Linked DNA regions of Homo sapiens: all the other regions are linked to region 1. A link is a loop called in an ENCODE intact Hi-C map of the cell type or tissue named here. Cell type or tissue: heart right ventricle. All regions are shown on one strand. Region 1 overlaps R3HDM2 (R3H domain containing 2). Region 2 overlaps R3HDM2 (R3H domain containing 2). Region 3 overlaps DCTN2 (dynactin subunit 2).

Evidence for each region. Peaks named below come from ENCODE experiments on the same cell type or tissue, not always from the same donor. Only the 100,000 strongest peaks of a DNase experiment are listed, where the experiment ranks them.
Region 2: it touches region 1 in a loop (1.8-fold over the local background); 1 of 110 quality-filtered maps calls a loop at or near these places.
Region 3: a loop joins it to region 1, with 6 times the contacts of the local background. A loop is called at or near these places in 1 of 110 quality-filtered maps.

Annotation. Positions count from the first base shown.
Region 1 is chr12:57,414,283-57,422,282 of GRCh38, reverse strand. All of the region lies in intron 1 of R3HDM2 (R3H domain containing 2), which reads left to right. It also overlaps the pseudogene RNU6-879P. Among named protein-coding and RNA genes, the nearest start is that of R3HDM2, 13 kb to the left of the region's middle. RefSeq lists a silencer at 1,751-1,951. In heart right ventricle, no CTCF peak of the experiment used is centred here; a DNase peak (open chromatin) is centred at 3,891; H3K27ac peaks cover 1,229 bases.
Region 2 is chr12:57,337,055-57,345,054 of GRCh38, reverse strand. The region is part of intron 2 of R3HDM2 (R3H domain containing 2); the gene reads left to right. Among named protein-coding and RNA genes, the nearest start is that of STAC3, 90 kb to the right of the region's middle. In heart right ventricle, no CTCF peak of the experiment used is centred here; DNase peaks (open chromatin) are centred at 2,576 and 4,774; H3K27ac peaks cover 3,381 bases.
Region 3 is chr12:57,533,326-57,541,325 of GRCh38, reverse strand. It overlaps DCTN2 (dynactin subunit 2), which reads left to right. Exons shown (of 14, transcript NM_001261413.2): 3 at 5,481-5,577; 4 at 5,781-5,842; 5 at 6,172-6,270; 6 at 6,874-7,034; 7 at 7,229-7,373. Among named protein-coding and RNA genes, the nearest start is that of DCTN2, 9.9 kb to the left of the region's middle. In heart right ventricle, no CTCF peak of the experiment used is centred here; no DNase peak of the experiment used is centred here.

The sequences.
Region 1 (8,000 bases):
CTGAAGGATTTACTTTTTAAAAATATCTCTTATAGCAATTTGGAGACTGGATTGGAAAATAGACTGGAATTAGGGAGTCCAGTTTAGGGAGGATCACAATAATCTAGATAAGAAATAGGGTCTAAAGTAGTCATGCAAGTGCAGAGGGATAGATGGACTCAAAATTTTTTTTTTTTTTTTTTTTTTTTTGCTAGGCGGAGTCTCCCTCTGTCTCCCAGGCTGGAGTGCAGTGGCACATTTCGGCTCACTGCAACCTCTGCCTCCCGGGTTCAAGCGATTCTCCTGCCTCATCCTGAGTAGCTGGGATTACAGGTGCACGCCACCACACCCGGCTAATTTTTGTATTTTTAGTAGAGATGGGTTTCACCATGTTGGTCAGGTTGGTCGTGAACTCCTGATCTTAGGTGATCCGCCCCCCTTGGCCTCCCAGAGTGCTGGGATTACAGGCATGAGCCACCATGAGATATTTAATAGATAGGCTGGGTGTAGTGTCTCACACCTATAATCCAGCACTTTGGGAGGCTGAGGTGGGAGGATCTCTTGAGCCCAGTTCGAGACTAGCCTGGGGCAACTTAGTGAGAACCTGCCTCTAAAGAAATATAAGAAAAATTAGCTGGGCCTGGTGGCACACACCTATAGTCCCAGCTATTTGGGAGGCTGAGGTGGGAGGATTACCTAAACCTGGGAATCAAGGCTGCAGTAAGCCACAATCCCACCACATTGCACTCCAGCCTGAGCAATAGAGTGAGACCCTGTCTTTTACTACCCTTGATCTTAGCCAAAAGGCAGAGAAGTGATGACCCTGTCTTTAAAAAAAAAAAAAAAAAAAAAAGAGCTGGGTGTGGTCGCTTACGCCTGTAATCCCAGCACTTTGGGAGGCTGAGGTGGGCGGATCACCTGAGGTCGGGAGTTGGAGACCAGCTTGACCAACATGGAGAAACCCATCTCTACTAAAAATACAAAATTAGCCGGGAGTGGTTGTGCATGCCTGTAATCCCAGCTACTCGGGAGGCTGAGGCAGGAGAATTGCTTGAATCTAGTAGGCGGAGGTTGCTGTGAGCCGAGACACCAGCCTGGGCAACAAGAGCAAAACTCTGTCTCAGAAAAAAAAAAAAAAAAAAGAATCTGTTAGACATGGAGATGTGTACATGCGTGATTGACAAAGCTACAGAGCAAGAGAGAGGATAATAGTGGTAATGAGAAGGATGAGCTCTTGGATGACTTCTAGTTTTCTGGGTTCCATGCTAAGGTGGATAGTGACTTCCATTTATAAATTAGGGAATATAGGAAGATGCACGTTTGGGAACAAAAGATGAGATGTTTGGTTTTTGAATGGTTGAATTTGAGGTACCTGTGGAACCATATGGAAATGCCTGCTAGGTAGTTGGATATACCAGTCCAGAGTCAGAGAAGTTGGGACTGGAGAGAGATTTGGGAGTCAGCAGTATAGTAGTATATACGTTGTAGTTGAAGTGATGGTTTGGGTCAGCTAAGAGGCATGTTGAGACTGAAGAGCTGCAGGCTGAGGAGAGGACTTAGAGAACACTGGTAGTTAAAGGTGTGACTGGTGGAAGTGGAGCCCCAGAAGAAATCTGAGGAGGCCTAAAGATAGATGGAAAACTAGTAAAGCCTGGGCGCAGTGGCTCACGCCCGTAATCCCAATACTATGGGCCTAGGCGAGAGGATTACTTGAGGCCAGGAATTTGAGACCAGCCTGGGCAATATAATGAGACCTCATCTCTATTAAAAAAAAAAAAAAAAAAGAAAACCAGTAAAGTGTGTGTAATGAGAAGTAGGAGGAGTTTCAAGGAGGAGGAAGGCAGTAGTATCACAGGTGGTAGAAAGACCAAGTAGGATAAGGACAGAAAATAACTCACTGGATTTGACAGTCAGGTCATTGGTGTCTTCAGTGAGAGCAGGGTCATTAGAATGATGATAACATTTTGAGGAATAAATGGGAGGAGAGAAAAAACAAACTTTGTCTTTCAAGATGACTGCAAAGAGATGGAGAGAGAGGACAGTAATTAGAGGGAATGTGCAAGGAAGAGTTTTTTAAGATGACAAACTCGAGCATATTTATATATACAGGAGAATGAACAAGACAATACAGAGCCATGATAACAGAATGAAGTTCTTGAGCCTGCAGAGAAGATGCAATCTAAAGTAGGGGTAGAATTATTATCCCCTTCATTAAGAGAAGGAAAAGGTCAGGAAAGGGGTGGGGAGAAATGTTTGGTATCTAAACAAAGGAATTTGAGAGAGTTTCTGCCTTATGACCTTTATATTACTTGTGATGTAGGAGACTTATTTTTTTGGGTCAGGGAGCTGATGTCTTAGCGTAAGGCAGGTTGGTTGAATAGGGGCCTTGAGAAGAGAGGCAAGTTCGAATAGCTGTTGAGAGAGTGGGAGAGATAGCTGCTGAGGGTACTTGTATGGCTAGGCAGGCAAAGATATCATGGGGTAGTGTAAAGGTGGGGGAGCATTTCAAGCAGATACAATAGCCTGGGCAAAGACCTAGAGGTATTAAAGAATATGGTATGAGGCTGGGCACGGTGGCTTACACCTGTAATCCTAGTGCCTTGGGAGGTCAAGGCGGGAGAATTACATCATGTCAGGAGTTTGAAAGCAATCTGGGCAACATTGTGAGACACCCACCTCTACCAGAAGTTAAAGCAATTAGCTGGATGTGGTGGCATGCACCTTTTATCCCAGCTACTTGAGAGATAGGTGGGAGGATCACTTGAGCCCAGGAGTTTGAGGTTGCAGTGAGCTATGATTGCACCACTGTACCCCAGGCTGGTCAACAGAGTGAGACCCTGTCTCTAAAAAAAAAAAAAGATGGCCAGATACAGTGGCTCATGCCTGTAATCTCAGCACTTTGGGAGGCTGAGGCGGGCAGATCATGAGATCAGGAGTTCAAGACCAGCCTGGCCAACCTGATAAAACCCTGTCTCAACTAAAAATACAAAAAATTAGCCAGGCATGGTGGCACTTGCCTGTAATCGTAGGTGCTGGGGAGGCTGAGGCACAAGAATCTCTTGAACCCTGGAGGCGGAGGTTGCAGTGAGCCGAGATCACTCCACTGTACTCCAGCTTGGGTGACAGAGCAAGAATCCGTATCAAAAAAAAAAAAAAAAAGGAAAGGAGAATATGGATGGTATATATGGGGCAGTATTTTGAATGACTGAAGAGAAAGATATATTTAGGGCCTGATTTTATGGTGGGCTTTACAAGCTATATTAAGAAATTTGGCATATGAGACAAAGGTGAACTGAAGATTTTTAATCAGAGAAATGAAATGATTATTTTGTATTTTACAAAGGAAACTGGCAGCAATTTGAAGAAATACTTATACTGGATTTAGAGTAGAGGGAGTGACACTGGTTAGGAGGCTATTGTAGTCTATATAAGAGATACTGAGGCCGAGTGCAGTGACTCATGCCTGTTATCCCAGGACTTTGGGAGGTTAAGGCGGGCAGATCACCTGAAGTCAGAGTTTGAGATCACTATGGCCAATATGGTGAAACCCCATCTCTACCAAAAATACACACAAAAAATTAGCTGGGCGTGGTGGTGGGTGCCTGTAATCCCAGCTACTGGGGAGGCTGAGGCAGGAGAATCACTTGAACCGGGGAGACAGAGGTTGCGGTGAGCTGAGATCGCACCACTGTACTCCAGCCTGGACGACAGAGACTCCATTTACAAAAAAAAAAAAAAAGAAGATATCAAAGTCAGGGTAGCCTAGAGTATGCTGGGTAAAAAACAGTCTCCATATCTCAGTAGCTTGAAACAATTAGTTTCCTTTCCACTGTCACTACATGTCCATCAAAGATAGGCTAAAGACTTTTAGTTGTACAAGGACAAAGACCAACGGCAGCCTGCGCAACCACCGTTGGGAATATTGCCAGTTGCTCTGCTGAAGGCAAAAGAAAGCTCTGGAGGCCTTGCCCCGTTAACTAAATGTTCTGCGCAGAAGTAATGAGAATAGAGGAGAGGAATCAGAGCTGAAAAGAGCAGATGAATGTGAGATGGTTCCAGAATTTGGAGATTGTTTAAATGTGGGAAGAGGGGAGGAATTGTGGATGGATGACGCTCAGGTTTGTGTCTTGGGCAAACTGGGTGGTGTTGCTTACTGAGATAAGAAAAGGGTAGGTTTGGGATTAGAGGAAATGTTGGTAGAGAGTTCACTTTTGGAAATGTCTAGCAGCTAGTTGTCTAAATGGATCTGGAGTGCTAGAGAGAGGCAGGGGTATTTAGATTTGGAAGTAGTCTCCACAAGAAGGTTTAATCTGTGATAGGGAACAGGGTTACTCAGGGCAAACTTAAGAAAGTGATAGGAGAGTTGACATCGAGCCCCAGGAAATACCAGAATTTTAGGAACACTCCTGGCCTGATAGCATTGGATTTTAATGTTAAGATTGACATTTTTGGGACCAAGGTAGCCTATGCCCATTCCTGACAGATAACCCAGTAATATTTTGAGGAAGGAGCAAACATAAGCTGGTAAGCTACATTTCCCATCACGTGCTATATTCTTTAGAGAATGTTAGTTCTCACTTACTTGTGCCAGTGGAGGACTGTTATTGGTCCTTGGATGGAATGCATTATAATTCTTTGATTTTGGATATATTTGGCAAAAATTTTGACAGTGACCTGTAAGTTGCCAAGACATACAAAAAAAGAACAAATAATGTGATAATGTCATGGGAGTATAGTAACAAATTATACATATTAGATCATTTAATCCTCAGAATAATAATCCTCATGGAATAGTATTGTATTATTCCCATTTCACAGTGAGGCTTAGGGAAGTTAGGTTAGATTATATGACCATCATCATGTGGCCAGGATATAAACCCAGTTTCATGTGGAAGTCTCTCTCTTTTTTTTTTTTTTTTGAAATGGAATTTTGCCCCGTAGCCCAGGCTGGAGTGCAGTGGCGGGATTTCTACTCACTGCAACATCCGGTTCCTGGGCTCAATCGATTCTCCTGCCTCAGCCTCCCAAGTAGCTGGGATTACAGGCCTAATTTTGTATTTTTAGTAGAGATGGGGATTTACCATGTTGGTCAGGCTGGTCTCAAACTCTTGACCTAAGGTGATCCACCCACCTTGGCCTCCCAAAGTGCTGGGATTACCTAGGCTTTTTTTGTTTTTGTTGTTGTTGAGACAGAGTCTCATTCTGTCGCCCAGGCTGGAGTGCAGTGGTGGGATCTCGGCTCACTGCAACCTCCGCCTCCTGGGTTCAAGCAATTCTCTTGTCTCAGCCTGCCTCAGCTTCCTGAGTAGCTGGGACTACAGGTGCCCGCCACCACGCCTGGCTAATTTGTATTTTTAGTAGAGATGGGGTTTCACCATGTTGGCCAGGCTGGTCTTGATCTCCTGACCTCATGACCTGCCCTCCTTGGCCTCCCAAAGTGCTGGGATTACAAGTGTGAGTCACCATGCCCAGCTGGCTTTTTTTTGTGGGGCGGGGGGGACAGAGTCTCACTCTGTTGCCCAGGCTGGAGTGCAGTGGCGCAGTCTCAGCTCACTGCAACCTCCGCCTCTCAGATTCAAGTGATTTTCCTGCCTCATCCTCTCGAGTAGCTGGGACTACAGGCATGTGCCACCACTGCCGGCTAATTTTTTGTATTTTTAGTAGAGACAGGGTTTCACCTTGTTGCCCAGGCTGGTCTTGAACTCCTGGGGCTGAATCAGCCCTTCTCATCCTCCCAGTGTTAGGATTGCAGGTGTGAGTCATTGTGCCTGGCCTGAAGTCTGTGCTTTTAACCCTCATCTCAAATTGCCTTTTAGGACAGGGCAAGTTTCTATTGGGCAGCCAAGTATTTTGGTTAATGTTGCTTCTTGTTCTTTTTGGCTCCAACATTTTATTTAGAAGAATTTCAAACCTATAGGAAAGGTAGAGGAATGATACAGTGGACACTGGTATGACATTTACCTGTATTTACCAATTGATAATATTTTGCCACATTTGTATGTTTGTTCTCTCCCTTCCTCTTTTTCTCTTCCTCTCTCCCTCTCACTTTTTCCCTCTCCTCTCTTTGCTCCCTCCCTACATACATAGTACACACACAGTTTTTTGTGTTACTGTATATTAGGAATTTTTATTCACGTATTAGGAAATAAATTACAGACATCAGGATACCTCACTCCATAATTTCTTAAGCATGTATCACCTGAGAACAGTGGTGTTTTCCACAATACCATTATTAAGTTCACTATCACATTCAAAATATTTTACAGTGATATAATAATATTATAAACAGTCCATATTTAAATTTCTTCAGTTATCTCAACATGCTTTACAACTTACCCCCACAATCCTGGATTCCTTCAAGGAACATGTGTTGCATTTAATTGTTGTATGTTTGTAGTCTCTTTTAACCTAGAGCAGTTCTCTTCTGTTTTTTTTGTTTTTCATGTCATTAATATTTTTGAAGTGTCCAGGCCGATTGTTTTGAAGAATGTTGTACAATTTGAATTTGTCATGATTAGATTCAAGTCAAATATACTTGGCAAGAATACTACCCAGGTGATGTTGTGTGCACATAATGTGACTTTATCTCATTATTGATAATGTTAACTTTGATCACTTGGTTAAATTGATGTCTGCTTGGTTAAATTGAAGTCTGCTTGGTTAAATTGATATCTGCTAGATTTCTTCATTGTAAAGGAATCTTTCTGCTTTTTTTTTTTTTTTCCACCCCTGGCCTTGTGATGTTGGATCCTTTTCCTTTGGTAAAAATTAAGAAACAGCTGTGGGATGATACTTTTAAGATTTTGGGTCTCTTTTCCTCCACAACCTTTTACCCAGTGACATTAGCATCCATTGATGATCCTTGTCTGAAGCTGTTGTACTAGTGGTTTCTTTTTTCCTTTTTTAATAGAATGCTTCATTAATTTGCATGTTATCCTTGGTCAGGGGCCATGCTAAATCTTCTCTGTATCAGTCCAATTTTAGTATATGTGCTGTGGAAGCGAGCACCACTGGTGCTTTGAATATGTTGATTTTCACATTCTCTCATTCCCTCTGCATTTACGGCTGGTATTGTTCTAAAGAGAAGAGCTTTTCTCCTCCCTTATGTTTTTGAGGATAACTATAGATTTGATAGTTCAAAAAAATTCAACAAGTTACAATCCATTACTGTTAGTATTAAAAGTACCAATAATATTCATTATTAGAAATATAAAAATTGTCTTAAATTTGATTCGAAGGGGCTTGAGGGAGCTCCTTCAAGCTGGCTGCTTTGTCCTTTTGACATCCCTGTCATGTTTTGAGCACTTCCTTACACTCTGGCACAACAAGGGGTTCTGCGCTCACTTTGTATTTTACTTGCCCCAGACCTAGAATCAATTGTTTCTTTAAGGAATCCTGATTCCTTGAATGGGGAATGGTTCCTATAAAGAGAAATTGCTTCTCATTCTTTTCTTTTGTATTTTTTTTTTTTTGACAAAGTTTTGCTCTTGTCACCCAGGCTGGAGTGCAGTGGTGTGATGTTGGCTCACTGCAACCTCCTCCTACTGGGTACAAGTGATTCTCCTGCCTCAGACTCCCGAGTAGCTGGGATTCAAGGCACTTGCCATGCCCAGCTAATTTTTGTATTTTTAGTAGAGATGGGGTTTTGCCATGTTGGCCAGGCTGGTCTCGAACTCCTGACCTCAGCTGAGCTGATCTCTCTGCCTCGGCCTCCCAAAGTGCTGGGATTATAGGCGTGAGACACCGCACCCGGCCTGCTTCTCATTCTTAATTCTCTGTTTTTGGTTTTTTCGTTTTTTTTTTTTTTTTTTTTTTTTAATGGAGTCTTTCTCTTTGCCCAGGCTGGAGTGCAGTGATGTGATCTCAGCTTACTGCAACTTTGCCTCCCAGGTTCAAGCAGTTCTCATGCCTCAGCCTTCCCAGTAGCTAGGATGACAGGTGCGCATCACCATGCCCAGCTAGACTAATTATTGTATTTTTAGTAGAGATGGGGTTTCACCATGTTGGCCAGGCTGGTCTCG
Region 2 (8,000 bases), 77 kb after region 1:
TGATACCAGCCTGACCAACATGGAGAAACCCAGTATCTACTAAAAATACAAAATTAGCCGGACATGGTGGTGCATGCCTGTAATCCCAGCTACTCTGGAGGCTGAGGCAGGAGAATCGCTTGAACCAGGAAGGTGGAAAGGTGGAGGTTGCGGTGAGCTGAGATTGCACCATTGCACTCCAACCTGGGCAACAAGAGCAAAACTCCATCTCAAAAAAAAAACAAAAAACAAAAAAACAGGAGAAGTTTTTTTCCTTTAGTGTTGAAATTCAGTGTTCACATTTGATACCTCTGTTGATCTGACTTCAAATTCATTGACTCTTTCCCCTGTCATTTCTGTTCTGCTGTTGAACTCATCAAGTGAGTTTTTATGTTCTGGTTGTTATATTTTCCAGTTCTAAAATTTTCATTTGATTCTTCTTTATATCCTCTGTTTCTTTGCTGAGACATTCTGTCTTTTCATTAGTTTCAAGAATGTTTGTCCTACCTTGTTGGAATATTTTTGTCATGTGAGGTTGTTAATTTCAACATTTGCATCATCTTCTTGTTTTGACTGTTCATCTCTTTTCTTATACAAATTCAAATTATCTTGATTCTTCATATGCTGGGAAATTTTAGATTGTATCCTGGAAAATTTGAATATTATGTCATGAATGTCAGGGTCTTCTTTAAATCCTGTGGTGAATATTGACTTTAATTTTAGCAGACATTCAACCTGGTTGTGTTCAACTTCAAGTTCCGTGCAGCTTTTCGTGAGTGATGATTCCAAAGTCTGTTCAGTTTTTGAAGGCTTTGCATTGCTATTTAGATCTGCCTTGCATGTATATCACCTACCCACTCATCTGAGATTTGGCTGATGGCTATTCTTATAGTTCAGAATGACCTTAACGTTAGGAGATACGTACTGAATTGTTTTAGGTGTGAAGAGTCATCATGAAAGCATGTCAAATAGACCTGAAAAAAATTTATATGCACATATATGCATGCACATATGTGTATACGTAAGTTTGTATATGTATCTAGGTGATTGTTGTGCTGGTTTTGCAAATTCTTTTTATGTTAGAAATTTCTCAAGTAAAAATTTCAGGGCAACAAAGAAATAAATAAAGGTCAAAAACATGTCATTCATCTGCTTAAAAACCACAAATGGCCTGTCATCTCATGAAGTGTAAAAGTTAGATTGCTTTCAGTGGTCGATTTGGCCCTGCGGGATCAGCCTTCCAACCCCCTAAGGCTTCTCATCTCACTCAGAGTAAAAGCCAGAACCTGTTTTTTTTTTTTTTTTTTTTTTAACCTTTTGTAAGACCCTTCATGAGTCTATCTCTTATTCCTAGAGCTTATCTTAGTTCCTGTCCATAGTAATAACCCAACCAGACAAGTATTTGTCTGAATGAATAAATAGATGTGTTTTTGTGACAGGTTTTATTGTTTTCATCAGGATGCCTTGACCATAGCTATACATTATTTTTTGCTGTTGCAGATCATGCACTGCCTGTAATGTTCATTACTTCCTGAGCAATAGAGATTATTACTATCCTTCCTTGGGCTCTTAAAAATTAAGATCCGAGGCTAGGCTCGGTGGCTCACGTCTGTAATCCCAGCATTTTGGGAGGCCAAGGCAGGCAGATCACCTGAGGTCGGGAGTTCGAGACCAGCCTGACCAGCCTGGAGAAACCCTGTCTCTACTAAAAATACAAAATTAGCTGGGCCTGGTGGCGCATGTCTGTAATCCTAGCTACTCGGGAGGCTGATGCAGGAGAACCGCTTGAACCGGGAGGCGGAGGTTGTGGTGAGCCAAGATCGCGCCATTGGACTCTAGCTTGGGCAACAAGAGTGAAACTCCGTCTCAAAAAAAAAAAAAAAAAAAAATTAAGACCCGAGGGTCATATCTAAGCTTGCCGTTCCAGAGCCATGTATACTTTCTCAAATAATTACTTTTCTTTCCTGGTCTCCTTTGTACCAATTTCTTTATTTTAATCTACTTATTGTCATCCCTGTACTTACACTCTCCATTACCATCCTTTTTCATCAGTTCTGTCAGTAAGATGCCTTCATGGTTTCCTTATTCCCTCATTTTATAGCCAAAGTATTTTTCCCTTCCTTTGGGGGCAAATAATAGGAAGAGGAATAGATAGCTACTGGTATCCTGTGCTGTCTGCCTTCTGCCCCAAAATGAAAAACAATTTTACTAAATATAGCTCGCTGGCAAGAAAATTCTCTATAACAAGGTTTGGTCTTAATTTTACATTTCTAAAGTCCAGCCCAGTAGCTTTTAGGCAAAGATCATATCCCTGACCTCAGTTATTTTGCAGGTGAGAAAAAGGTAAGGTAAATTTAAAGGTGAGCTTTTAATTCAATACATATTTCCAACTTGTTATTCACTAAAGAGACTATTTTGGTATTTCGACATATGTAGCAGAAAGGAGCTGCTGCTGTGTCTTTAAAAGCTATCCTCAGAGCAGTGTGGAGGCAGGCGTGCCACTGAAGTACTTGAATGAGAGCGAGAAGAGGAGGTGGGAGGGGGTGCTCTTACAGCCTCTGTGTGTGTGTGTGTGTGTGTCTGTGTGTGCCTGTGTCTGTGTCTGTGAGTGTATGTGCCAGTGTGACTGTTGGCAGAGCTCTGGATGATATCTCTCTGAACAGCTGGGCCATGGTCGGCTTCAGAGCTGCTTGTCAGAGCAGTTAGTTAGCTGGAGCTCCAGCAGCAAGGATCAGTATCATTTCATTCAAGGGTGAAGGGGGCGGGAGAGGGCTGTGGGTGGGGGAAGAGGCACAGGTTTCCCAGAAGGAATTTCTTCCGGCAAAATTCCGGCAGAACAGATCTTTACAATGAAGTCTCCATTAATAATGTGAGCTCGCTGTTGGTGTAAGTACAGATCCATCTGGGGTGAGTTTTGGATAATTTTCTTTTTTTATATAAAAGTCCTTGAACTCCACAGACTGGGTAGAAAGAAGCTATAAAGATATTTTTCTATCTTGGCTGATTTAACTGTATAGTACACACTAGGGAAATTAGAGAATTTTGAAGTGCTAAGTTTTGTGAAGGTGTTTTAGGCATTTTCATTTGCTGTTTTTTATCTTTAAAATATTATAAAAATTAGGTTTGCTAGAACTTTTACACTATTCAGATTTTACCTCTTCCATGACTATTTCAAGCAATGCTTCATTCAGATGCAGCTTATGAGAACAGTGGTGATTTCTGTTCTCTTTGGTGATGCTGTTGACGCACATTGCAGGAAGCAGGGATTCCCCTATAAATATCCTTCACTGTGTCATTACCCAGCTATCCGCACCTGGCTGGTGAATGTGCCTGTCTGTCCTATATCTTTACGTAACTATCCCCTAGTCTTTAAATGTGATAAGCCTTTGCTATGTCTGGGGAGATTTTTTGATTATGAACATCCTAGGAGGCATTTGTTAAAACCTTTTTACTAAAAAATGCCTTTTGATGTGTTGAGATTGTCACATGGATTTCTTCTGGGTTTATTTATTCTTATTTTGTATTACTTTTTCTTATAATTGGCTTGTTTTTATTTGCTGGCCTTGGCTTCTAAAGAGTGCAGAGATGGGATTCCCTCTACCTCCAGTGACGTAGTGATTTTGTTTGCAGTCTTTTTCTTCTGAGAGGGAGGGGACGGAGAGAAGGAAGAAGAAAAATCCATCTGAAGCGGTGCGTTCTTCCTTCTGTGACTTGATGTTGGTAACTGGGTGCCATTGAATAGAGCTGAAGCCAAAGTGGGATGTTTTAAAGGTGCTATAATTTTGTTTGTTTCCTTTTAAAATAGGGTCAGACCGAAGTCAGAATTGCTGAAGCAGGGTGCCTGAATTAACCCTATATGTCCTGCTGTTAATTTTACCTAATTACGTTTTCTAAATAAGGAAAGATAAAGAACTCATGAGCAGGTTTCTGGAACCAGGATCCATGAATAATTTTGGTTGAGTTTTGGATTTGGAATTTTTCTGCCTTATTTGCACAGACAGTTTGTACACTGTTTCTCAGACCTAAAAAATAGGTAGTTATGTAAAATTCCTTGACATTGTAGTTTAGAACAAAATTCTAATTTTGATGTATGTAGCTAAAGCGAAGCTTTAGGAAGAAATTGTTATATATACTCTTAGGTGTGAGCATAACAGCCCAACCCATTTTTTTTTTTTTTGGATTGAGTATCTGGGCTTCCAGTCGCTTTTCATGCAATTCCATTTTAATACCGCTGATTTCTAGAGGGCTGCAGAGGTCAGTTTGAAAAACTCAGTAAACTAGAGCCTAGGAAAATTAAGGGTTTACCTATCTGTCAATGTGTGTTTAGGTAACATATGTGGAAAAGTACCTTTAAAAATATGCTGGTTTATTTTCTGTCTTTATTTTCTCTTCTGTTCTGTGCTTTCATTTACTCTGAATTCTTTGTGTGAAGTGAAAAGAGTAATAATGTCTGCTTCTCAGCTTACATTAGGTATTCTTATTTTTCTATGATAGTTCAATTATATTAATATTTATTACAGCCATAAATGTTTCAGACCAACACAATCTATTTTTGGGGGGTGGGGTGTGGTAGGAGGAGAAAAAGGAAGATAATCCTAGGGCAAATGGAGAGAATTCTAGAAGAATAACCTATTTAGATGTTTGCCAGAGACAGGAGCTATAAGGGTTAAGGGAAATTCCACCACATCCTTGCATCTTGATATTGCAGCAAATTTGTGGATAATTTCTTGCTAGCTTTTCAGGAAACCCCTGTGGTGGACAACCCTCATTAATCGTTGCTGGGAGACTGCTCTGACGTCACTGGGAGCAGTTCCCTGTCTGCAACTAGGACAGGAATAGCCTTTGAGGGGGAAGAAAACTGCTGTGAAATTAAAAGATGACGGTTTTGTTTACTTGGTTTTCCTTTCATTTGAGGGTAGATAAGATAGACCTAAAGTCTTTCTTAAATGTTTGTCATTACCAAGGGAAAAATTGCCAAAAGTTCTTTTTATTTCAACTGGGAGTGCCTTCTTTTGAAATCTTTTATTTTCTAACCATCAAGGTTTTGGAAGAGGTCAAGGAAAAAGAAAAGCTATTGAAAGATGTTAGAGAAGTAAGATTTCTGTTTCTTTTTATCCCCTTTTCTCCCTACTTTTTTTGTTTTTTGTTTTTGGAAGAAGGAAAGATCAAGAACAACTTTTATAAATGGTTGTTTTTAGCATCACCCCGTTTGGGATAATTAAAAATGTGATATATATGTTGGAAGGACACTACTGTGCCTAAAAGTTACTATACCTACTTAATTCTCTTCTCTCTGATATCTTCCTCTCCTAGCCCACTCCCTTAACAGCTCTCACTGTTAACAGCTTCTCCTTCTCTCTCTCTCTTTTTTTTTTTTTTAGATGGAGTCTTTCTCTGTCACCCAGGCTGGACTGCAGTGGCATGATCTTGGCTCACTGCAACTTCCACCTCCCGGGTTCAAGCAGTTCTCCTGCCTCAGCCTCCCAAGTAGCTGGCATTACAGGTGCATGCCACCACATCCAGCTAATTTTTGTATTTTTAGTACAGATGGGGTTTCACCATGTTGGCCAGGTTGGTCTTGAACTTCTGACCTCGTGATCCACCCACCGGCCTCCCAAAGTGCTGGAATTACAGTCATGAGCCACCACATCTGCCAAGAGCTTCTCTTTAGAAAAAACTTACTGGTTGAATGCTTGCCCCCTGGAATTCAAATCCCAGCTTTGCCAATTGCTGCTCTGTGACCTTGGCCAAATTATTTAACGTCTCCATTTGTAAAATGGGTCAGACGTAGTGGCTTACACCTGTAATCCCAGCACCTTGGGAGGCTGAGGCGGATGGATCACTTGAGGTCAGGAGTTTGAGACCAGCCTGGCCAACATGGTGAAACCCAGTCTCTACTAAAACTACAAAAAAATTTAGCCGGGTATGGTGGCGAACACCTGTAATCCCAGCTACTGGGCAGAGGTTGCAGTGAACCGAGATCACACCTCTGCACTCCAGCCTGGGCAACGGAGCAAGACTCTGCCTTTTAAAAAGACACACACATGCACACACATTTGTAAAACGAAGACAATAATTAGTACCCACTTCCTAGGGTTGTTTTGAGGATTAAAAGAGTTAATATATACATAATAAATCTTTTAAGACAGTTCCTGGTCATTTAAAGACTTAGCATTAGCCATTATTATTAATATTTAGAAATAGAGTCCAGCCCAGGTGGCAGAATGAGACCCTATCTCTCTCTCTCTCTCTCCCTTTGAAAAAAAAAAAATGGCAGGGGGATGTACTATTTGTGTCTTCAGATCACATGTAATTTTTGAGGAAGCCATAAGAGATTTTCAAGCCATGTACGAGATTGAGTTTTTAAAATGAACATCAGGACCAGGCATTGTGGCTCACACTTGTAAGCCCAGCATGTTACTTTGGGAGGCCAGGGTGGGTGGATCACTTGAGGTCTGGGGTTCGAGACCAGCCTGGGCTATATGGTGAAACCTCGTCTCTACCAAAAATGCAAATAAATTAGCTGGGCGTGGTGGCTCACGCCTGTAGTCCCAGTTACTCGGGAGGCTGAGGCAGGAGGATCACTTGAACATATCCAACCAATATGGATACAAATTCTGTACTAATATGGAAACAAAGTTTAGAAAGAGATATCTCAAAACATCATGTTGTTAATAGCAGTTATCTCTGAGTTGTTGATCATGGGTATTTTTGTTTGTTTGTTTTCTTCTCTATAATTGTGCGTGTTGTTTTTGTTTTTGTTTTTGTTTTTGAGATGGAGCTTTGCTCTTGTTGCCCAGACTGGAGTGCAATGGTGCGATCTTGGCTCACCGCAACCTCTGCCTCCCGGGTTCAAGCAATTCTCCTGCCTCAGCCTTCTGAGTAGCTGGGAGTACAGGCATGCGCCACCATGCCCGGATAATTTTGTATTTTTAGTAGAGACAGGGTTTCTCCATGTTGGTCAGGCTGGTCTTGAACTCCTGACCTCAGGTGATCCGCCCATCTCAGCCTCACAAAGAGCTGAGATTACAGGCGTGAGCCACTGCACCCGGCCATGCGTGTTTTTTCTAAGTATAAAGAAACCTGCAGTACTTTTCTAATCATAAAAATTAAAAAATATAAAAATTTCTAGTGTTCATATCTGACAGATGAAAATTTTTAGCATTTGTTAAATTCAAATAATTGTGATGACCTGTATAACCTGGACATAGTGTTTGGAATACAGTAAATGATAGCTGCTGCTATTATTAGTTGAGAAAGATAGCTTCCTATGATTCGAGTCTGGGGCTTTCATATTGGGAGGTAACATCTCTGAGAAGATACCCTCTTCATGCACCTTCTTGTCCTTCTGAGATTAATAAATATGCTCTCTTTCTATATCTGCTAACCCAAGATCTTTACACACATACACAAGGTTATAGAACTAGAGTGCAATGTTTCGGGTTTTTTTGTTTGTTTTTTGTTTTTGCTGATGGTATAGAGGAAATTTAACGTGCAGATAGGCCTACTAGTGACTTTCTTTGCAGTGACTTAAAAAAATGCTTTAATACAATTTATGACTCCCACTGAAAGTTGCTTCTACCCCATTTTCTGAGTTGTTGCCTTAAGAATTCTTGGGAAATTTGGGCTGGGCACGGTGGCTCATACCTGCAATCCCAGCACTTTGGGAGGCCAAGATAGGCAGATCCCTTGAGCCCGAGTTCGAAACCAGCCTAGGCAAGATAGGGAGATCCAGACTCTACAAAAGAACAAAAAAAATTCAGCCAAGTGTATGGCCCTGTAGGCTCAGCTAATTGGAAGGCTGAGGCAGGAGGTCACTTGAGCCCATGAGATTGGGGCCACAGTGAGCTGAGATAGCACCACTATACTCCATCCAACCTGGGCAACAGAGCGAGACCCTGTCTCAAAACAACAACAACAACAACAACAACAACAAAAAGAGAGAAAGAGAATTCTTGGGAAATTTGAAATAGCATTCCAGAAAAGATTTTCTCAGGTTTAGGAATTTCTGAAATTCTGTC
Region 3 (8,000 bases), 120 kb before region 1:
CATCTGCCATCTCGCATGCAATGCTCTGCCACTGTGCTATTGTTGTAGCTAATCGTTTTAAATTCCAGTGAGTCCCTGGCTGGGTCACTGAGGGGCCTGCTGGCCTTATGTTTAAAGATCATTAATCAAGGGTTAGAAACAGCTATGATCCATGAATCATTGTCTCTTCCCCTTGTGAGGTCTGCAGAGTAAAACTGTCCAGTGGAGGATGGGATAGAAGCATGGAGGCTTTAAATGTTTTTGAACATGAGGCATTTAGGGGCTGGAGTTAGAAGGCAGTTTCCTTTCTCCTCCTCAGACTAAGATCAAATGAAGATTTTTTTATGGAATGACTTTTAGCTATTCTAGACAAGGATAGAAAACAAAAGGGATGACAGCCACAGTCCTCAGTTCTTGGCTGTATGTGGATTATCTCTGGGAAAAACTCATTTTAATATTCCCCTATGCTAGGTCTTTAGAGAAATGTAAATGGGATGAGAAGGAGGTTTATATGCAATTGTAAGATAACTTGGATTATTTGTGCTTTTGTGAGTCTTTCTGTTTCTGCACCCCTCCTTTTGAAATGGATGGATGGTCAGCAATATATTGATCCATCCCGGACAGTTTTACTCTACAGCTCTGTCCATCTTCCTTGTCATCATGGTTTTGAAGTACCCTGGCTGCAGTGTTGGCGTACAGCCTGAATAGGCTCAGAGAGTAACAGTGGCCACTTTCCCTGTCTGATTTAGAACCTCAGATCTTGCCCTCTGAGGCACAGCCACTTAGCCAAACAGCCCTGGGGGGTCTGGGAGTCCCTTAGTGAAAGAGACTGGGAGTCACGTACTAGGTAAGCTGGCACCCGGGGCCAGGGCACTTGAAATCTTCCAATCAAGGTGACTAGTACTACTCCAGGTTATGCAGGAATCATGCCTAAAATCTCATCAACCTTCAACCCACCCATAGGACAGACCTGGAGGTGGTATATACTATCTGCAAACTAATATACCACTTTTCCTTTTATTTGATTTTCTGTCCTCCCTATTCTGCCCAATCCGCATGGTTTGAAATTGAGCTTATGGCCCATTGTCTTCTTTCTCTCCTTGAGTTTCTCCCAAGCTGGTTTTAGCTTGGTGGGACAAATCAGAGAAAGGTATAGTGTGTGTACTTCTCCTTTGTGTTTGCATGTTTGCACTTATGGGTGCTTACACCCACTCTATGCAGAGACATCCCAGCCTCGACCACAGGATCTGGAGCCACCTCTACCCTGAGCTGAAAGAGGAATTTTTTTTTTTTTTTTGAGACAGTCTCACTCTGTCACCCAGGCTGGAGTGCAGTGGCATGATCTCAGCTCACTGCAACCTCCGCCTGCCGGGTTCAACTGCAACCTCCACCTCCCGGGTTCAAATGATTCTCCTGCCTCAGCCTCCCGAGTAGCTGGGATTACAGGCGTCCACCACCATGCCTGGCTAATTTTGTATTTTTAGTAGAGATGGGGTTTCACCATGGTGGCCAGGCTGGTCTCGAACTCCTGACCTCAAGTGATCCACCCACCTCGCCCTCCCAAAGTGCTGGGATTACAGATGTGAGACACCGTGCCTGGTGGAAAGAGGAATCTTGGCTGGGACCCTAGCATCGTCTAGGGAACAGAGAGGTTGTGATTAAGAGGTATCTGGATGAAATCTTGGTGAAAGGAAGCACTTGTTTTTAATCCCACCATGGTTTTTCATATGCATACAACCATCCTCAACCATCTGCCCATCAGCAGAGCTCCTAGAAAGGCAGGACATACCACTGGATATCCCCTTCTGGCAGTTCTAAACCAGCCTTGCCCGGAAGTGGGAGCCTTATCTATGTGGCCCAGACTCAAATAAGGCCTCTTGGAAATACTCTCACCCTTCCCCTTTGTTTACCCTCCAACCCCTGTGAATCTTGTGAACAGAGGGTTGAAGAAACATGTTCTGCACATGTGCTAGTACCTGTGAATCTTGATGTCCCCTGGACCCTCTGTGTAAGTACATCATGGCAGAATTGCTCTAGATCCTTCGGAGCTGCAGGGTGAGTTACCAGCCACTCAAGGTGGAGGCAAACATGCCAGGCTGCACAAGGGACCAGGAGCAGCTCTGCCTCTTCCCTTGCAGGAGGAAATGAGAACGGGGCTATACTTAGGTACTTCATCATTCCTTTAACTCACCATCTGTACCTGACATATTTTGTTTTGTCTCACCTAAAGTCATATCAGACTTCCTACCTGATCACTCTCATTGTGACTGATTCTGCCATCCAAATGTCTAATTTTTCACAGCTAGAGAAACTAAGAGATAGGAAGACAAGGGCCATGAACTAAGAAGGGGAACTCCTCTCCTGAGAATTATTGACCCTCTATCAGCTACAAGTCTAAGAATTTCTAACTTCTGCTTCATCTTCTACCATTTCTAATAGCTTCCCCACCACCTCAGCCTTCTCTCCCCAGTTTCTTATTCCATGCCACTGGCTGGTAACATCTAACTCCTAGTTTTCAGATGATCCTAAACTGCTGCTGTTAATGGCAAAGCTTCATGACATCCTCACCACCAGAGGGAAAAGGGTCTCATGCTCTTCTTTCTCTTGGGGTATATGGTGACCCCAGCTGAAATTTCTTGGCCCCTAAATTTCGCTAGGCTCCCCTGGGGCCCTGTGGTGCAGTGTGTTGGAAGACTGTCATGTAGTGCATGTGACAATTTGCTAATAACAATTTTGTCTTTTTTTTCCCTCCCTCATCCCCATTCCCCCACTCCCTTTCCTTTTAACTCTTTTGATTTTCTCACCTCTGGGGAAACCACAAGGAGCTGGTAAGAAGCCTGACCTTTCATCTGCTTTTTAACGGGGTGTGCTATGATGAGCAGTTGTTTCTCTGTCCTTTAGACTCTACTAAATCTTTCATTCATCTATTCAGTCCCACACCCAGCCTTTTCCTATCTCACAAGTCACTGTAATTATACTGCCCCCAACTCATGCCCCAGATCTTCAAGACACTGCTGGAGTAGGTGCTACTGGAGGACTAGAGTGTGCTCCCGGGCCACAGCCTTGGAGAGGCTCCAGAGGATGCCAGCGCCAGGTAGCCCAACTGGCCCAGGACACTCTCCCACAGCAGGAATGAAAATGCTCTCTGTCCCTGTGACTGTCCAGAACCTCTGAGACTCACCGTCTATGTGTTGACCCTCTTCTACTCCCCGCTTTCCCTACTTAGGAACGTAAATAAGAAAGTAGGTTCCATCTGCATAGTGCCCGCCCATAATAAGGGCTTAACAAATGGTAGCTATGATTAATTTTTTTCCTGGGTCTGTAGGTTATGCCTCCCATTCCTCTTTTTTAAGAGGATTAAACAAAAGAGGATGGGTGGGATTGGCCTGGATTGGGGCTTTCACAGGGAGAAGTGGCATATTCCTGAGTATGAACTTCAGAGAAGATGGTTGTCTATCCTTAGCCTGAGCCCTTCCCAGTTGATAAGAGGCCAGAGATCACACAGCTATTAGATGGGTGGGTGTTCTGGCCGTAACATTTCAGAACAGGTTAAAGAGATAATCATTTGGGACTCAAATGTCTCTCCCCCCGGGCACTTGCATATGGGACATTGAGTCCTTTTGTTTTCCCTTGATCTATAGCTCTTACCCCTCTGCCCAGTAATTCCCTGAGGAAGAGGTAAAGATCAAAGTTGATACTTTGTCCTTTCCTTCCTTCTTCCCTTATTTTTAAAGCTGTCACCCACACTGATTCCTGCTCTAATAGCAGAGCAGAGATGAAGGAAGGAGCTTCCTTCTATCTGCTTTTCTTTCTCAATGATGTCCCACCATGTCCCCCTCACACCCTCTCCCCACATACCTACACACAGGCAGAGATTCTCAGTCCTGGCTGTAGGTTAGAATCACCTGGATATCTGGCCCTACCCCAGAATAATTCATTAGAATCTCTAGAAGTGGGCCCAGGCCTTTTTTTTTTTTTTTTTTTCTTTTCTCTCTCTCTCTTTTTCTTTTTTTGAGACAGGGTCTCACTCTGTTGCCCAGGCTGGAGTGCAGTGGCATGATCTCTGCTCACTGCATCCTCCACCTGCCAGGCTCAAGTGACCCTTCCACCTCAGCCTCCTGAGTAGCTGGGACCACAGGCACGTGCCACAATACCCAGCTATTTTATATTTTTTGTAGAGTTGGGGTTTCCCTATGTTGCCCAGGCTGGTCTTGAACTCCTGAGATCCACCCGCCTTGGCCGAACTTTGGGAGGCCGAGGCGGGTGGATCACTTGGAATTAGGATCCTCCCAAAGTGCTGGGACTACAGACAGGCTTGAGCCACCATTGCCCGGCTGTCTATTTAAAAAAAAAAAAAAATTATAAGTGATTCTAACATGCAGCCTGGGGTGAGAACCATTGTTCTAGGTGAAAGAAGGAAGGCTCATTTTGCCTTCCTCCCATAGAAGGTAGAGATGTCATCCCCAACAGAAAAGGACTCCTGGGTCTCCCTCCTACTTCCATCAGTACTCTGTTGGGAGCTGTCAGGCTTCTGACAATTGAAAAAGGGACATGCAGTCAGGAGTGCTTGGTGCAGTCTTGGTGTTGTCACTGGAATCTGAACAGCATGTAGATATCTAGTAAGGAGGGAACCTCTCTGCTTCAGTTTCTAGGGTGAAGTCTCTTTCACCGCCTACTTGTGTCCCCTGTTTTTGGAAGAGCTTCAGTGCTTAAAGCATAGCAGAGGAGTCAGGGAGAAAAATCAGGTGCTGCAGCGTCTCTGAAGAGATGCTGGTTTATCTCCATTTCAGAGCTTACATGTGGCTCTTGCCCATGGATACTCTTGGCAAGCAGATATTGCCTATGTTTGTTGCTTCTAAGATGTCCCATAAAGATAATCCAGTAAGCCCTTGCCCCTTCTCCCTGTCCCTGAGTTCGCTGGCCTCATGGCAGCCTGGAAATCAGGCTTCTGGTCAGGCCCTCTGTCGGCCTTCTTTTTGTACTAAGAGCTTGTGTCTTACCTTCAACAGGTTTAAAGTCCTAATATTCACACTCAGTGTTAGTGGCCTGATTATCTGCCTTCCCTCCTCTTTCCTTCTAGCAAGGATGGGAGGTTAGCATTAAAATGGACTTGCTCAGCGGGCAAGATTTACTTTTGGGAGGGGGAGGTTAAAAGAGGTCAGGTTGGTTTCTTGCCTTGAGTGCATGGCGTGTGCCAGACAACTGGGAGGGGTAGCATGGGGGGATGGGAAGGCTTATGTACAGAGAGGGTGGGGAGGTTATGCTCCCTCTGCTCCCAGTTGAATGAGGGTGTTAATATTTATACAACTGAGGCTCCAAATTTACCAGGAAGCTTCAGTTTCCTAGGTTAAGCCTGGGTAGGCGCCTTGGAATAGAGCCACCCTTCTTTCCCCTTGGACAAGTAGGGCCCAGTCACCTAATGGTTTGGGGATTTTGTGGGGTAGAGTAAGTTCTAGAGTGGGAATGAGTGTGTCCCTGGCCTAAACTACCTGTTCTTGCAGGAGGAGCTGACAAGCACAAGTGTGGAACACATCATTGTCAATCCTAATGCTGCCTATGACAAGTTCAAGGACAAGAGAGTGGGGACAAAGGGACTTGGTGAGACTGGGCTGGAAGCTGGGTGGGGGGAAGACTGGAGGATAAGCATGAGAAGTGGTTTCCTGTCCTAAAGTCTTAGTGAGTTGTGCTTGGGGGAAGGGGTCCCTCATGGAGATATTTTATGGAAGCCCTCACAGTCACCTGAGACCATGACTGCCTTGGGCCTAGATCAGGCCCTCAGTTCCATCTTCTTTTCTTGGCAGATTTCTCAGATCGTATTGGAAAAACCAAGAGGACAGGATATGAATCTGGAGAATATGAGATGGTTTGTTGTGTGTGTGTGTGTGTTGATGGGAATGGTGTAGTGACCCTATCTAGCAGACATGTAGTAGGGAGATCAAGGGATACAGGCGGGATTCTGTTCCTCCTCTGTTCCTGAGGAAGCAGCAGGATGCAGCCAGGGAAACTCTGCCCTACTGCTGTTTGTTCTGGAGAGCCTCCAGCCCTCTAGCTGTCCTCAGTTCTTTGGTACTAGGGTGTTGTGGATTCTCAATTGGATATGATACCTTTATGACTTAGGCCCAGGGTGTGGATGAATTCTTGAGGCTCCCTGTAATGAGACATATAACATTACCCTCTGTGCCTGCTCTCTAGCTTGGAGAGGGTCTGGGAGTGAAGGAGACACCCCAGCAAAAGTACCAGCGCCTACTGCATGAGGTCCAAGAGCTGACAACTGAAGTTGAAAAAATCAAGGTAACTACAAACTCTCTTCTCCCTTCTCTGCTGTGACTTACACAGTAGAGGAAGACCTCAAGCAAGAAGAGAAAGATTCCCTGCCTGGCTGGGTGCGGTGGCTCACGCCTATAATCCTACCACTTTGGGAGGCCGAGGCAGGCGGATCACCTGAGGTCAGGAGTTCAAGACCAGCCAGGCCAACATGATGAAACCCCATCTGTACTAAAAAAATACAAAAACTTAGCCAGGTGTGGTGGCGCATACCTGTAATCCCAGCTACTCGGGAGGCTAAGGCAGGAGAATTGCTTGAACTCGGAGGCGGAGGTTGCAGTGAGCCCAGATCATGCCACTGCACTCCAACCTGGGTGACAGAGCGAGACTCCATCTCAAAAAATGAAAGAAAGAAAGATTCCTTAAGCTCCTGGATAAAGGGGCTAAGGTTTCCAGAGTTTACAAATATGCATCCATCTGTATGCAGTGCTACATACAGGTGGGCAGTCTGTCATGCTGAAAACCATCCCAGTGACCTCCAGCTACAACTACCTTTAAAGGGCTTGACCTATTTTTTTGCTTCTTGATTCATTCTTGCCATCCCCCGATTTCTACCTTTTTTCATACTAGACGACAGTGAAGGAGTCAGCCACAGAGGAGAAGCTGACCCCTGTGTTGCTGGCTAAACAGCTGGCAGCCCTGAAGCAGCAGCTGGTTGCTTCCCACCTGGAGAAGCTGCTGGGACCAGATGCTGCAATCAACCTTACCGACCCCGATGGCGCCCTGGCTAAGTGGGTACCCTACTTTGTTGAAAAATCATTGCTGACTGGGGTTGTGGATGGACTCAGCCAGCTACTGACAGGGGTGCTAAGTGGCAGAGAAGTGGCTTAGATGTTTCTTAATGCTGATTATGAGGCAAAAGTGAGGGAGAGTGACTGGCCCTTCTCCTTCCAGTCATGATATTATTACTCGGTCTCCTAACTAGGCGCCTACTACTGCAGCTGGAAGCAACAAAGAACAGCAAAGGGGGATCAGGGGGAAAAACCACTGGGACCCCCCCAGATAGCAGCCTTGTCACTTATGAACTACATTCTCGGCCTGAGCAGGACAAGTTCTCTCAAGCTGCCAAAGTAAGTGTGGATACAGTGTTGGTTGGGAAGCCAAGGGGAGATGTGACCCTAGAGATTTTCCTGCCTCTCTCCAAGGAGAGGGTGCTGGGAAGGCTTCTGATTCCTCTGATTCCTCTTGATTGATTCCTCTTTTGATTCCTGATTCGTTGTTCTCTATGTTTCTTTCTTTTTTTTTTTTTTTTGAGACGGAGTCTTGCACTGTTTCCCAGGCTGGAGTGCAGTGGCGCAATCTTGGCTCACTGCAAGCTCCGCCTCCCGGGTTCACGCCATTCTCCTGCCTCAGCCTCCTGAGTAGCTGGGACTACAGGCACCTGCCACCACGCCCGGCTCATTTTTTGTATTTTTGGTAGAGATGGGGTTTCACCATGTTAGCCAGAATGGTCTCGATCTCCTGACCTCGTGATCCGCCCGCCTCGGCCTCCCAAAGCACTGGGATTACAGGCGTGAGCCACCGCGCCCGACCTCATTCTCTATGTTTCCCTCGCCCATCTACCTTTGGTTAGGATTTTAAGATTGTGGCTAGGTATGTATTCCAGGGAAAGGAATCCCTTGGGGTGGTGAGTGGCAGGCAGAGTAGAGCAGGATCGTATTCCTCCCATTGCAGCAGCAGGGAAGCAGATGGCAAAT